Regions from separate parts of the Homo sapiens genome. Here region 2 is linked to region 1. The links are chromatin contacts, found by Hi-C or POLR2A ChIA-PET in ENCODE. All regions are on one chromosome and are shown on one strand. Each heading gives the region's core, a stretch centred on a gene start or an enhancer-like site at or near the end of the contact. The rest is flanking DNA. Distances are from core to core; before and after follow the strand shown. Region 1 overlaps LOC105373401 (a long non-coding RNA gene). Region 2 has its middle 30 kb from the start of LINC01247.

Region 1 (7,030 bases), core at 2,729-5,228:
ATTTATTTACAAAGTGTTCATCTTTGGCTTTTTGAAGTATTTAGGGGGAGTCCATCTGCCATTGATCCATTTCTTTGCCACGTGCAATACTATTTATCCAGAACTATTCCTTCTACTTACTTGCTTAGCAGGCATGTACTTAATGTTTCTCTGTCTCAGTGTTCTCATCTGTAAAATGAGTCTTATTATACCCACCTCACAGGGTAATTGTTTCAATATCATATAGTTGTGAGGATCAAATGAATAACCATATGGAAAGAACTTAGCACAGTTCCCAGAATGGTGTGAACATGTAATAAGTATTTGCCCTAAGCATTCATTCTATGATTGGCTTAAAATACTCAATGAGTGTTAGATTAGCAATAATTATTTTTTTCAACTTTTAAGTTCAGGGGAACATGTGCAGGTTTGCTACATAGGTAAGCTTGTGTCACAGGAGTTTGTTGTACAAATTATTTTGTCACCTAAGTATTAAGCCTAGTACCCATTAGTTATTTTTCTGATCCTCTCTCCCCTCTCACCCTCAGGTTGGCCCCAGTGTCTGTTGTTTCTCTCTGTGTCTATGTGTTCTCATCATTTAGCCCCTGATTATAAGTAAGAATATACAATATTTGGTTTTCTGTTCCTGTATTAGTTTGCTAAAGATAATGGCCTCCAGTTCAATCCATATTCCTGCAAAGAACATGATCTTGTTCTTTTTTTATGGCTGCATAATATTCCATGATGCATATGTAGCACGTTTTCTTATCCAGTCTAAAATTGATAAGCATTTAGGTAAGGAGTTTAAACAAAATTACCAAAAAACTCAACCCCATTACAAAGTGGGCAAAGGACATAAACAGACACTTTTCAAGAGAAGACATACATGGGGCCAGCAAGCAATGGAAAAAAGCTCTACATCCCTGATTATTGGAGAAATGCAAATCCAAGCCACAATGAGATACCGTCTCACACCAGTCAGAATGGCTACTATTAAAAAGTCAAAAAAATAACAGATGCTGAAGAGGTTGTGGAAAAAAAGAAACACTTATAGACCATTGGTGGGAGTATAAATGAGTTCACCCATGGTGGATAGCAGTGTGGCGATCCCTCAAAGAGCTAATAACAGAATTACCGTTCGACCTGGCAAACCCATTACTGGGTATATATCCAAAGGAATATAAATCGTTCGAACACAAAGACACCTGCATGCATATGTTTATTGCAACACTGTTCACAATAGCAAAGACATGGGATCAACTTAAATAGTTCATTTTTGAGGTGGAGTTGCGAGTTACTACTTTTTAAAATCTCTTCTTTCCCTTTTCCCTCATTTTCTTTTTCTCCCCAGTAGCATAGTTGATGCATAGTTTTTTGGTGTTTTTTTGTTTTTTGTTGTTTTGTTTTTTTTTTATTTGAGATAGAGTCTTGCTCTGTCGTCCAGGCTAGAGTGCAGTGGCCAATTTTGGCTCACTTCAACCTCCGCCTCCAAGGTTCAAACAATTCTTCTGCCTCAGCCTCCCGAGTAGCTGGGATTACAGGCACCCACCACAGCGCCTGGCTAATTTTTGTATTTTTATTATTTATTTATTTATTTATTTATTTATTTATTTATTTTGAGATGGAATCTTTCTCTGTCGCCTAGGCTGAAGTGCAGTGGCCGGATCTCGGCTCACTGCAACCTCCGCCTCCCAGGTTCAAGCCATTCTCCTGCCTCAGCCTCCTGAGTAGCTGGGATTACAGGCACTTGCCACAATGCCCGGCTAATGTTTTTGTATTTTTAGTAGAGATGGGGTGTCACCATATTGGCCGGGCTGGTCTTGAACTTCTGACCTCAAGTGATCTGCCCACCTTGGTCTCCCAAAGTGCTGGGATTACAGGCGTGAGCCACCTTGCCCGGACATTTTTGTATTTTTAGTAGAGATGGGGTTTCACCATGTTGGCCAGGCTGGTCTTGAATTCCTGACCTCATAATCCACCCGCCTCGGCCTCCCAAAGTGCTGGATTACAGGCATGAGCCACCATGGCCGGCCATATAGTTATTTTTTTTAATAGCCACTTAACACAAAGAAACCACCTCTTATACCATATTAAAAGAAGACAATGAGTAGAAAACAACAAAAGCCTTGTTGAGAAACACGTGCTGTACAGTCAGGTAGATTTGCTCCTTTTACTAGCAAAGGGAGTAAATTTCAAAATAGAATGTGCAAGGTCTTCAAGCGAGAAGAAAAGAATATCTATGCATGTTTATTTTCATTTAGCAAATTAGAAAACAAATTGAGCTTTACTGGCATTTCATGTACAGATTGACAAAAGAGTATGTAGAAAAAGAATGAATAAATGTACAGTTTGGAATGTACATTTTTTCTTTTTCTCTAACTACTTGAGTTGAATAATCAAGAATGGCTGGAGGCCCTTCGTGATGCTGCCTGCCTGTGATCCCATGCTTTGGGAGGACAAGGAAGGAGGATTGTTTAAGACCAGGAGTTCAAGACCAGCTTGGGCAACAGAGCAAAAGGGCACAGTTGGAGCTGAGTGCTTACGCCACTCACAAACGTTGTAAATCCTGAGAATTGCTTTTGAGAGAAAAATAATTGTGTTTTATTCCTCATCATTCCCAAATGCATAACACAATGGCTGGTGCATTTCACCTGTTCAATCAATAAATGTGACTTATTGTTATTTTACCATGATTAGCGATGAACTATGCTATGTGCCTATTTTTTTACTTAAACCTCAGAATATTTCTGCCAAGTTATGCAATAGTATCCTGTTTTAAAGACAGAAACCAAGGGGCAGGGAGAACATACGATTTCTTCAAAGTCATGTGGCCTCTCAGCTCTAAAATTGAAGCTGAAATCTGTCCATTCAGCATGAGGTCTCCTGGTTTCTGTTCTTATCTAAATGGAACCGGAGAAGGGAAGGTCCTACCTTAGGGGAACTGAGGAATGAGGTGAGAGGGGCACAGATGTGGGCTACCTGGGGACCTTCCAAACCTCCCTGACCTTCATAAGATTGTTCTCAGGATTAAATAATAATGATTAATTTAAACAAGCATGTATTATCGCTTTTGGCCACTTACCACATGAACTGACCTATCGCTATCGGTCTTAACTTGGAACAGAGACAGCATAGAATTCAGAGACACAGACCTGGGTGAGGGCTAACTCTCTGCCCTTAACTAGCGTGGAAATACAGGTCTCCCTTTTTTCATACGTCACTAGGGGATGCTCACATTTATTTTATTGAACATTTAAGATACTTCAAAATGGTGCAAGTTCCTCATACACAGTAAATTCCTGATAAATGAAGTAGCTATTATACCACACTATTTCACTTTTTTCATGTTTCTAAGTTAAAAAATGTTCTCACCTCAGCTATAATTTTTAAAGTTTGAATCATGGAAACAGGTGAGTTATCTTATGAAAGCCAGAAACCATGTCCTAGGCAAGAATGGCCATGGCTCTTATTCAGTGTCCCTTTTTAAATGCCTTCTAACCGGATCATAGACCCAAAGGGGACCTTGGGGACCCCTGCTCCTTCTCACATCTCAGTTACAGGAAATAAGGCCAAAGGGTTTGTATTACCAGCCCAGAGTCACTCAGTGAGCTCTTGTCAGTGTCAGGACTTAACCCAGATCACTGGGCTCTTTCTTCAGATGTCTCTCCTCTGCCACCTTGACCCATCTCACCTGCCTGGTTCCTGACCCTGGATTTCATCACCTGGGTCTTTGTTCCCTGGCCACTCCTCCTCAGACTCTAGACTTTCACGGAGTCTAAGCAAAAAGACATTCATACAGTGTTGTCACCCGGGCCTTGGTTGCATCCTCTGTTTGTGGCTCCTTGTGGTGCCTCCTGACCAGTTTCCTTGTGCCTTTGCTTTATCTCTTCTGTGTTTACTTGGATTGCCAGAATGTGCAAGTCAGGAGTTCTAAGAAACAAAGTGTGTCCCCAAACCAGTCCATATAGGGTGTATTGTGGGCTACCTAAGAAACTTTTAGCATTTGGGTGGTTTCAGACATGCATATGCAAAATGCTCACAAAGACATGCAACTCACACAGCCACATGCATACAGGTGTGCCTGTACACAAAGCAAATTCTCATATGTGCATGCACACACATGGGCACACACATGTGCACGCGCTAGCACACACACACAGCTTCCAAACCGTGTCATCCATTTCGCATTGTGGCTCTGAGTGATTGGTTTGATAAAACAAAAAATACGTGGGGCCTATGTCTCGTCTGTAGACTACCTATGAGATGCAATTTCTCTGAGATTTTCAAACCGTCTGGCATCTGCAGACTTCAAAACCACTTATAGATATTATAAAACCAGCTCTGATTGTATCTTGATGATTGCTGACATTTAGTGTCTGTCAGCCTGGGGGAGGAAAAAAAAGAAAGAAAAGAAAAAAAGCTTTGCCCCACTAGGATTTCTCCAGCTGGGGCAGCTGAGGCTGTGGCTGTCAGGGGAGGCCCGTGGGACTGTCTGCTGCAATGCTCCAGTGAGTCCTTTCTGCAGCCCAGCATCTTTGGGGCCACAGAGCTCTCATTTCCCCCTCGACCACATTGGTTCTGTGTCCTTTCACACCTGACCCCTTTGACTGACAAACTGGAACAGTACCTGGGAACAAAAGGCAGTTATATAAAATCTAAAGCAGCATATTAATATTTCATTAGCAATTCTTTTCTCTCTGAGGCTGACTGACAGCTCCATCAAGATAGTGGCAAAGCTGATTTTAATTATTTTTTTTTCAACCTGCATCGCTACTCTCACTGCCTCTTCCTGCTGTAAATCAGTCAGAATGTTTTCCTTCATTATTACCACAAGCGCTCAGCAGTCTCTAATTACTCTAAAGAATTTCTTATCTTTTATTTCTAAAGCTGAGATTTTGAAGAGAAGGAGAACGAGGGAGAGAGCCATAATTAACTTTGCAGCTGTTGGTAGTCTGCCCAAGTCTAGAACCGCGGCTATCCCCCCTCCTGTCTGCTCGGCTGTTAGGGGAGACTGGGTGCAGTAATGATAGCATGCTCTTCAAAGCAGGGAGAGCCGTGTATCCAGCACACTCCCTTTGGAAATGCTCTTCAGAATGCATTTTTAATACCGAGATGATTAAAGAGCACACTCAGGAAGGCTTGGCCCACACGTGCCTAAGTGCACAGGGCTTGCATCCCTGGGAGGAGCAGTCCCGGCTGCAGGAGCCTCTGTGTACACCCAGCAGGGCGCTCCCCATCCCCAGCTAGCAGCCTGGAGACATGGCTAGGTGAGCCTCTTGCCAGAAGAAATCAGGAAGCATATTATGTAGCTTTCTGCTGGGCAGATTGTGAGACTAGGTCTCCTCCCTGGGAAACGGGTCCCATCTCCTCATGAGTGCCAAGCACAGAAAGGAGAGGGACCGTTTCAGATGACTGATGAAATATATATAATCTAACCACCCTGGAGGCATATAGCCTTGTCATTAGATATGAAAAGCTTCCTTCAGGGGATTGCATTGGCTTCCTGGTATTATGACTTACAAGGAGAGCAAGATGCAAATTGAGAGTTTTCATGATAATCGGTCTTTTCTATATTTCTCCTGCATTGAATCTCTCTCTGGCCGTCTCTTTGAGTTTTATTGTGTTGACGAATCTCAAACTGATTATTCCTTGGAAATAAGGAAATAAACAGAAACGAAGATAGGGCACACAGCATATATCTTATAAAAATATGACTTAGAGCCAGAACGCAGAGAACGTTGAGTTTTGTATTGTCTTGCGGGTGACACACTCCCAGCTGGGCAGCAGGGGTCTGTGTAAATGGAAGAGATGAGGAAAACTCTGAAATTAAGCCACGAGTTCATTCCTGAGCAGCTGTGCTATGAAATGGTTCAACACTAGCGGCCCTCTCACAGGCTAATGGGCACCTCCCTTCTGATGGGGGAGACCACCTGCACTAATGAGCCCGCGATTATGCAGCTCCTTGGATGGCTCCTATGGGCATTCCTTGTGGACAGGAGCCCCAGCTCTGATGAACGACCTGCTGAGGATTTATGATGTGGAAGGCCTCCCATCAGGGACTAGCCAAAGCCCCTCCAACTCATTCAAATCTTGATTATCAAGGGTTCAAAATGCAGTTTGTAAAGATGAGAGGCCACCTCCATCTCTCTGGTTTTCTGCTGAGCGCTTTGAGTGGGGAATCTCATGGACATGGGCTCACAGTGACACTGGGCAGGCAAGAGCAACACCTCACAGCGTGCATGTCAAGGGACACAGACATCACACATACTCAGGGGCCTTTCTGGGGGCCTCAGCTGAGAGCTGATCAAGGCTCAAGGAGCAGAGACTGTGGGAAACTGAAGTATTAAGGAGTGGGAGCTCAGAGTGCCTCGCTGCGGCACTAACCAGGCTAATGTCCTTGCAGAAAGCCCCTGGCCGCCCTCCTCCCCACTCATTCAACAAATGAGCATGATGCTCACTGCCCCGCCAATCTCACGTGATACTCCGGGAGAGAATTGAGGCAAATGCACCGGGATCTGAGAAAGGAGCAGTAACGATAAGCATCTTGTGTTTTATTTAAAGTGGAGAGTTATGTCCACTTGCATAAGTGCAACGTTTGGTCTGAATTTGCACCTGGGCTAAGGCGAGCTTGCTGCCAATAAGGCTCACTCACCCTCTGAACCAATCACCTTCTCTATTTAGAGGAAAATATATAGTTGCCATTATTCATTCCGTAGTCCACTGAATTCTTATTTAAAGAGGATCTTGTGTCTTTACTGTGGTATGATTCCTCCAAAAATCAGTTTTGATTTGGTATATAATATAGAAATACAAATTTCTCCCTCCCTACTGAATGAAGCGTCATGCCTGTAGAATCTCCATGAACCCATGAGGCCATGGCGGTTGTAAAAAACGAGATAAATGAAAGGTCTGATCTGTTGGGGAGATGCTCTCTCTCGCTCTCCCCTGTGATGTGATTTAAAGCAGTAGGCAGTGAACCAAGCATTAACAAGGCTGATGAGTCAGCACGGCCAAGGGCAAGGGCGCTGCTCTGGTTTCTCCACCTGTAAAG
Region 2 (7,030 bases), core at 2,249-4,748, 36 kb after region 1:
ATGTATTAATAAAGATTTAACTCCAGATTCAAATAAGGAATTCCAAATTGCTCCCCAAATTCCAATGAAAAGCACTCTGACCATTTGAATATGTCAGTTGTCAGCTCTCTTAATGAAATAAAATAGCAACCATACAACAAGGCTGGTACTGTAGCATCCGCCTTACTGGTAAGAAAACTCCAGTTCAGAATAATCAAATTCCTTGCCCAAGATTGTCCCAGGTAACAAACAACAGACACAGCTCTTTTGACCTTGAGTCTGGCACACTTTACAGCATTTTATGCTGCCTCAGCAGTATTTTTCTTCATAGATTAATTATTTCCATTTGGTACAAGGTGGTCTTTTCCCAGTTTGAGTGGCATGAACAATATTTTCTGTTGCAAAACCATCCCTGGGGATGCTTCCTCAATGTGGAGCTGTGATATTGCACTCCCCATCCAAGCCCCTCTGAGTGCAGCCAGAAGGCACCCTTAGCCTTGCACACTTCGCTGAAAGTGAGAAGTTGTTCTTAGGCTTGCTGCACATCATAAACACCTGTGAAGGTCTAAAAATGGCAACTTCTTAGCCCTAACCGCTGAGATTAAAATTTAATTGGTCCAGAGTGTAACTTGGGCCTCAGGCGCCCTAAAAGCTCCCCAGGTAATTTTATTATGAGGCAAAGTTATAGAACCACAGATCTAAAACTTTAAAGGCACCTTAGGTTCTGTAATAGGTACCTTTATACTGAGCAATGCATTAGAATCACTTGGACAGACAGTAAAATACGTATTTCCAGGTCCCATCCTGGAAATACAGGGGTAGGAATCATGGGTAGAAATCCCATGATTCTGACGTAGTCAACAGTTGGCATTTTGCAAACTGCTGATTTTGGACGCCTAAAACATGGACAGATTAGAGAAATGGACTATTGCAAACTTTGGGAATCACCGGAATCCTCTTTTAACTACCAGAGCCTCTAAGGAGGCTTATTTCTGAAACTTAGTACCAATTATACATCCTTCAGTCATCACGATTTAGCAACTCTTACAGAAAGAGAACAGAAAAGAAGAAGATGAGTCCAGGCTCAGACAGGTGCACAGAGTCGGTGCTGGGGAGGTGAGGGGGCACCTGATGGCTTTTGTTTTTCTAACGAAATGAGAGGCAATGCCATCTGTGGGCAGCATGTGAGGGGAGTGGTGCAGAGGGGAATTATGGGTGATGAGCTTGAATAGAAAAACAAAGGTCTAAAATAGTTAGTGCAGAGAGTGGGATAATGAGCTTAGTAGAGGAAAACCGGTAGGATTTCTTAGAATTTTTGAGTGAGAATTGAAATTCTTAATTATGAATGTATGAAGATGATATTATACTCTTTTGTCTTTTTCTAAACATTCTATACTGGTGTTCACCTTCACAGATAAAGGCATGAAGACTATATGTGAATCTAACCAAGATTAGTGTTTTGAAAAACAAATGGAAGGAAACAGCAAGCATGCAAGAGAAATGACGGTCTTTCTAAAGGGAAAGTTATTTTCAAAAGATGTAGTAGATTGAACTATTGCTTCTTCATATTCACTCTGCTTTCTTGTAAAAGAATTATATACAGTTGCACCATGCACGGGATTTGTAGTGTCTCCCATTGGAGAAGTATGTATCCTCACCCAGATGACATCAAGCTTGTTTGTGTGACTTGCTTTGGCCAATGGCATGTAAATGAATGTGGCATGTATCACATCTAAGCCAAAGCATTGAGAGTCGTGTTTTGCCAGCCATATCATTTGCTTTTCCACCCTTTGGGAAACGGTTGAGTTTCTACTCACACTGCCTCTGATCCTTTAAGCCAGAAGATCAAAGCTATCTTCATCCAACGTGGAGTAGCTGATAAGGCAAGCTACAGTTGGCCCAGCACTGTTTGGGGTAATAAACGTGAACCTTCTGATTTGCTTTGGGGCTATTGTTATTTCAACTTTGTTTCCACTTACCCAAAACTTCTTATTCCATTAGCCCATCCTAACTCAGTCTTTTACCCTTTGGACTTGATGTTAGTATTTTGTACCTTGCTGCTTGAGCTTGACTCTCGGCTCCAATGAATGCCTCAGGGACTTTTCTGGAAATTTTCCTGGCCTTCTCTTCTTCCAACCTGTCCAGCTATTCCTGCACTGTCTGGACCCACAAGCTCAGAGAAAGGGCAGATTTGAACAGTTCCTGTTCTGAGGAATGCTCAAGGGGGACTGATTGTTCCTGATTGCAAAGGCTACGTAGTAGGTTGTGCCTCCTCCTCAATTTAACTAGACACAGAAGATGATACTCAGGGCCCTTAAGGAGGTCATTCCAATCTGGAGAAGCTGGTTCTAATGAGATCCAGTAGCCAAGAAAGAAACTTGTATCAGCCAATTCAAGTGGCTTCTGCCACAAACGTAGCATAGATTTTCCTTGAAAATCTAGGTGCATTGTTTTCTAAAGGTCTTCTTTTGAGCTCAAGACATTCAGGCTGTACTATTATGCATATAGCTTAGAAATATGATTTTAAAATAAATTAAAGCCTAAATATTGTTGGAGATATGAGAAGTGTTGCAGACTGAGTTGTTATAAAAGATGTTGCAAACAAATTGTATCCTTTGAAGTCCTAACCCCTGATGCGACAGTGTTTGCAGATGGGACCTTGGGGAAATAAGTAGGTTTAGATGAGGTCCTGGGCTCTGGTCCAATGGAAGAAACACCTGAACATTTTCTCTGTGTGTGTGTGTGTGTGTGTGTGTGTGCCTGCATGCACCAAGGATGTCACAAAAAGGTGCCCATCTACAAAACAAGAAGGAGGCCCTGACAGAGAACAAATTGGCTAGCAACTCGATCTTGAATTTCCCAGCCTCTGGAAGTGTGAGAAATAAATTTCTGTTGTTTAAGCCACCCATTGTATAGTATTTTGGTATGGTGACCCAAGCCGACTAACACAAAAGGTAAAAAGAAAAAAATATGTTTTCTATGACAAATCTGACTCAATTTTCAATATTCCCACTTACTAGAATTTTGTGAAAATCTTTTGGTTTACAATATTTCCTATTTAGGAAACAGTATACCTAAGCTCAGTCATATTTTACTGCCTTCATTCATCACCTGTTCTTAATGAAAAAGAAATTTAAGTAAGTGAATGATGAGATGGATCAAATTATTCTCTAGAGCTCTAGAGGGTGTTTCATGCTCCCTAGATGGTTTATAAATTCTTGAACATTTGTATACAAATTGATCAAACATGCAAATCAGTAATCTGGGACTGAAAAGACAGAAATGATCTTGGAAATTGCATTTAGGAAAAAAAATTACAGTATCGTGTTGGTAGACACAAAAGAACTTTGATGAAAGCAGCTGTTAAATTGTTAATTTAACAAAAAGATGGAGCTGATGATTCAAAAATGATCAACTAGGTTGCAGATATTCTGCACTCTGAATAGCATAGGCTGCACAGCATTCAACCCTCTCCTCTGCTGTAATTTGAGGCTGCATTCTATCTGCATTAGCAGAACTGTTAATAAATCACATGAGCAAGAAATGAGGAACTGAAAATCTGCAGGTGTTTGATAATGCCTCAAATATCTTCACCACATGTTTCAGAGGAGTCATGTGAGTTCAGAAACATGACTTGGTGATTACTCACTGTATTGCTCTGGCTGCAGTCTAGCTAACTTCTACGGGATACATTTAAATACAGGTTAGGGTCACTATGATGTTTTCTCCCGTCTAGCCCTCAGGACTGGCTTCGATCCTTTGTGTACAGTAGATATCGGTACCCATTGGTCAACTCATGGTTCCTTTGCCATGGAACATTTTTTTCCTTGACAAATCCAGATTTGTTCTCATTCTGTCCCTCTCTCTCTATCCCACCTCTCTCTCTCTCTCTCTCTCACACACACACACACACACACAAAGATATTTTAACTGTGAATAGAACAGTAAAAGAGAAAAGTTGTGCTTACGTAGTCTCTAGGTTTGATATAAGCGTTATTATCCAAAGGACGATTCTTAGTGTTATAATTGAGAAAGTATGAGCTGAAGTCTGTAACTAAAACATGAACTCAAGGTTTGGCATCTACTAGTAACTGATTGGACACCAAAAATTAAAGGACTTACCAGAACCAGTCTTATAAGGCAGGTATTGTTCTCTATAAGAAATCTGCAGGACAGGGGATGTGACAGCCTTTGAGATGTAAGTCTCAAATTCTGGGAGCCTTTGACATGGCGTCTGATGCATCTTGATATCCTAGAAACAAAGCCTTTAAAAGGGCAGAGGTGAGCTGATCATCAAGCACATGTGATCTGACGTTCAGGACAATATTCTTTATTCTAATTCAAATCAACTCCTTGATTTTATTTTTCTTTCCTTCTTAAATGCTTTTCTTTCTCAAATCAATTTTTAAATAGAGAAAATTCAACCTTGTTCTATAAGTATGTTTCCCAGGTGTGTTTTATTTAATTCTGTGCAAAAGATCAAGGGAAGAAAGAACCCTTGATACTCTCCTGAAAATATAAATATACACTCATTAGCACTTTTGACAAGATGGTTCATACAGTGCTTTCAGCCCAATAAGGAGACATCATTGTAACAGTAGCACAGGGCTCTCCCTGCATTTGTGTAGAAAGGACAATAGCCAAGTAATTAGTTTTAAGAGAAGACTCAAGATTCCACTTGTCCACAGATATTCCCACCAAAAAGTAGGACTTGGCCCAAAACTTTACTCTTAGAAAAAAAAAATATTCTGAGTTACAATAGATTCAGTTAGGAAAAAGTTATTGGCAGAGAACCCTCTGAATTACCTGGAGGTGGAAGGAGGAACCCCCATTCTTACCCCACTAGTCCAGTTTTTCCAACAGAACACATGTATAGACCTCTGCAAGTATTCTCAAGTATATCTGATTCAACTAGCCATTTTCCTGGTGGCATGACATTTATGAAACAGCAGGTGAAAGGCAAACATACACAACTCCAAGAATACCTCATCAGGCAGAGTGATGACTGTGAAGAAGTGAGTAGAGGCCCAGGATTCAGGGGAAATTTTCTTAAGAACAAAATCCAGGCCCTATCACCTACTCTTGTACACTTATCTTCCTAAGCCTCAATTTCGTCATTTGTGTAATGAGAATAAGAATCGCCTTTACCTTACAAAGTGGTTGTGAGAATTAGATCACACATGTCAAGTGCGTATTGCAAAATAAATATCCATCCAAATATTCTCTATGTCTGTCTGTCTGTCTGTCTATCACTATCTATCTGTCTATCTATCTATCTGTCTATCTATCTATCTATCTGTCTATCTATCTATCTATCTATCTATCTATCTATCTATCTATCTATCTATAGTATTTAGGTCTCCCGTAAACAAATGCAAGAATAAGATAGTGACAATCTAGCCTTAAAAAGCAAGGGTTTTATTGAAATCAAAATCATTTTGATTTAACTGAATTATATGACTTTAAAAGTAGCCATATATACATTGGTAGTATTACTAGCATCACTAGAAGAATTACATAAAAATGATAGCAATGATAGTTCCATTTATTTTAGCTACACATATTGCCTCAGATTATTAGATCCAATTTTGAATTCTGTTTACTAAGATATATTTAACAGGTATCTTCATATCTTCATATCTATCTATCTATTACCTGTCTATCTATTTATCTATCTATCTACACACACACATATAGTTATAGATGAATGCTCAGAGAAGAGCAATCTGGATAATTACATTTAAAAGCTAAAAATGAAGAAACTTGCATTAAGGAGAATGGTATAGAAAAAAAATACTCAGAAGCACAATATAATTATCTTCAAATATTTGTTAGACTGACACGAGAAAATGCTTAGGAAAACTGTGAAGGGCTTTATGGAGTAAACAATCTGTTAGAAGCTGAGGAAAGCAGAAATAATCACAAAATTTGAGAACATTTCTAATATTTGGAAATATTCAAGATAATACAAGATGTCTTGCAAAATATGAAACCTGTTTATTCAATAAAAACTTACTAGTTGCATAGTCTACTCAAGGCACCAGTTTAGATATTATAAGGATTCAATAGATCTATACAATATTGTTTCTGTCCTTAATAAGCTAATAATCTTGAAGCCAAAATGGTTACTGGGTAATCATGTGATATAGCAAAGTAGAAAGAATGTGCTACAAGAGTGGAAAGGAAAATGTTGCTGCTCTCCTCATTAAGATGGTGTATTTCTTTCCCTATTCCCAAAAAGAAAAGTCTCTGAAGTTTAGATCAGAATGAAACATTTTAGTTTGGATAGAAAGAGATAAAAGATGAAGTCAGATTTAAGAATAAGACTCAACAATTAACAGGAATAGAAGAAAGATAAGTATTTTCTATCCTACATTGTTCAGTCTGCATTTTCAAAGAATGCCGTTAAAAGGATGTAATTAGGGGTAATGAGGTGCAAAATTTCATGTATAAAAAATGATCTTGTTAAGGGCAGTTTAGGCAGATAGTGCAGCTAAAAAATGAATTTTAACTCTCTACTAACTCTATGCCAATATTATATATCCCTGACTTTTCTCTATATCAAATTCCAGTAGAATTTTTTTAAGTCAGAAATTTAAATGAATCTGGTATACAAATCTCCTTTTGATTAAAATTATTTGAGTTTTTTTTTTCATTTAAAAGTGGGAAAATCTTATCACAGTCTTGAATAATAAAATGCCTTTTGTTCAGCTCTCATTGATTAGTCATCTTCTTACCCACATTGATCAAATTCAGGAGTCTGGACAAAGTGTCTATTACAGAGATGCTTTCCTTCCTAACAGAGGTTAGGAAGGTAGTTGGTCTGAGTACATCTCTGCAGTTGAGTCCCTCTGTTCAGCCTCACCCTCCTTAGCAAAGAGCAGAATATTCAGATGAGGTGGCTGATTCCCAGGCTTTGATAATCCTAGGACCCTTTTTTAAAAATGTATTTCTTAACTCTAATCTCATACATTTGGTCAATGAAAAACTGAATGTTTCAGCACTTAAGGTCAAAATATGTAGTATACGTATCATTTTAGATGTTATAGGA

The links. A loop is a pair of places that touch in the nucleus more often than their neighbours do. ChIA-PET counts read pairs that join two places held with the same protein, here RNA polymerase II (POLR2A). Pooled maps may share reads with other maps.
Region 2: a loop to region 1 is called in a map of GM12878, with 2.6 times the contacts of the local background. The contact joins two enhancer-like sites. A Hi-C loop is called at or near these places in 2 of 168 maps with a recorded cell type or tissue (GM12878 and OCI-LY7), 26 of 37 single-sample maps with no recorded cell type and 8 of 50 pooled maps. POLR2A ChIA-PET finds 5 or more read pairs at or near these places in 3 of 52 experiments (GM12878, H1 and OCI-LY7).

Annotation. Positions count from the first base shown.
Region 1 is chr2:6,305,602-6,312,631 of GRCh38, forward strand. All of the region lies in intron 1 of LOC105373401 (a long non-coding RNA gene), which reads right to left. Among named protein-coding and RNA genes, the nearest start is that of LINC01247, 66 kb to the right of the region's middle. Within about 2 kb of position 3,979, at least 2 of the 41 ENCODE cell types and tissues checked have a DNase peak (open chromatin) inside an H3K27ac peak, as active enhancers do; they include GM12878 and OCI-LY7, where a contact is called at or near this core.
Region 2 is chr2:6,342,178-6,349,207 of GRCh38, forward strand. No RefSeq gene overlaps it. Among named protein-coding and RNA genes, the nearest start is that of LINC01247, 30 kb to the right of the region's middle. RefSeq lists enhancers at 3,493-3,542, 4,023-4,072. Within about 2 kb of position 3,499, at least 2 of the 41 ENCODE cell types and tissues checked have a DNase peak (open chromatin) inside an H3K27ac peak, as active enhancers do; they include GM12878 and OCI-LY7, where a contact is called at or near this core.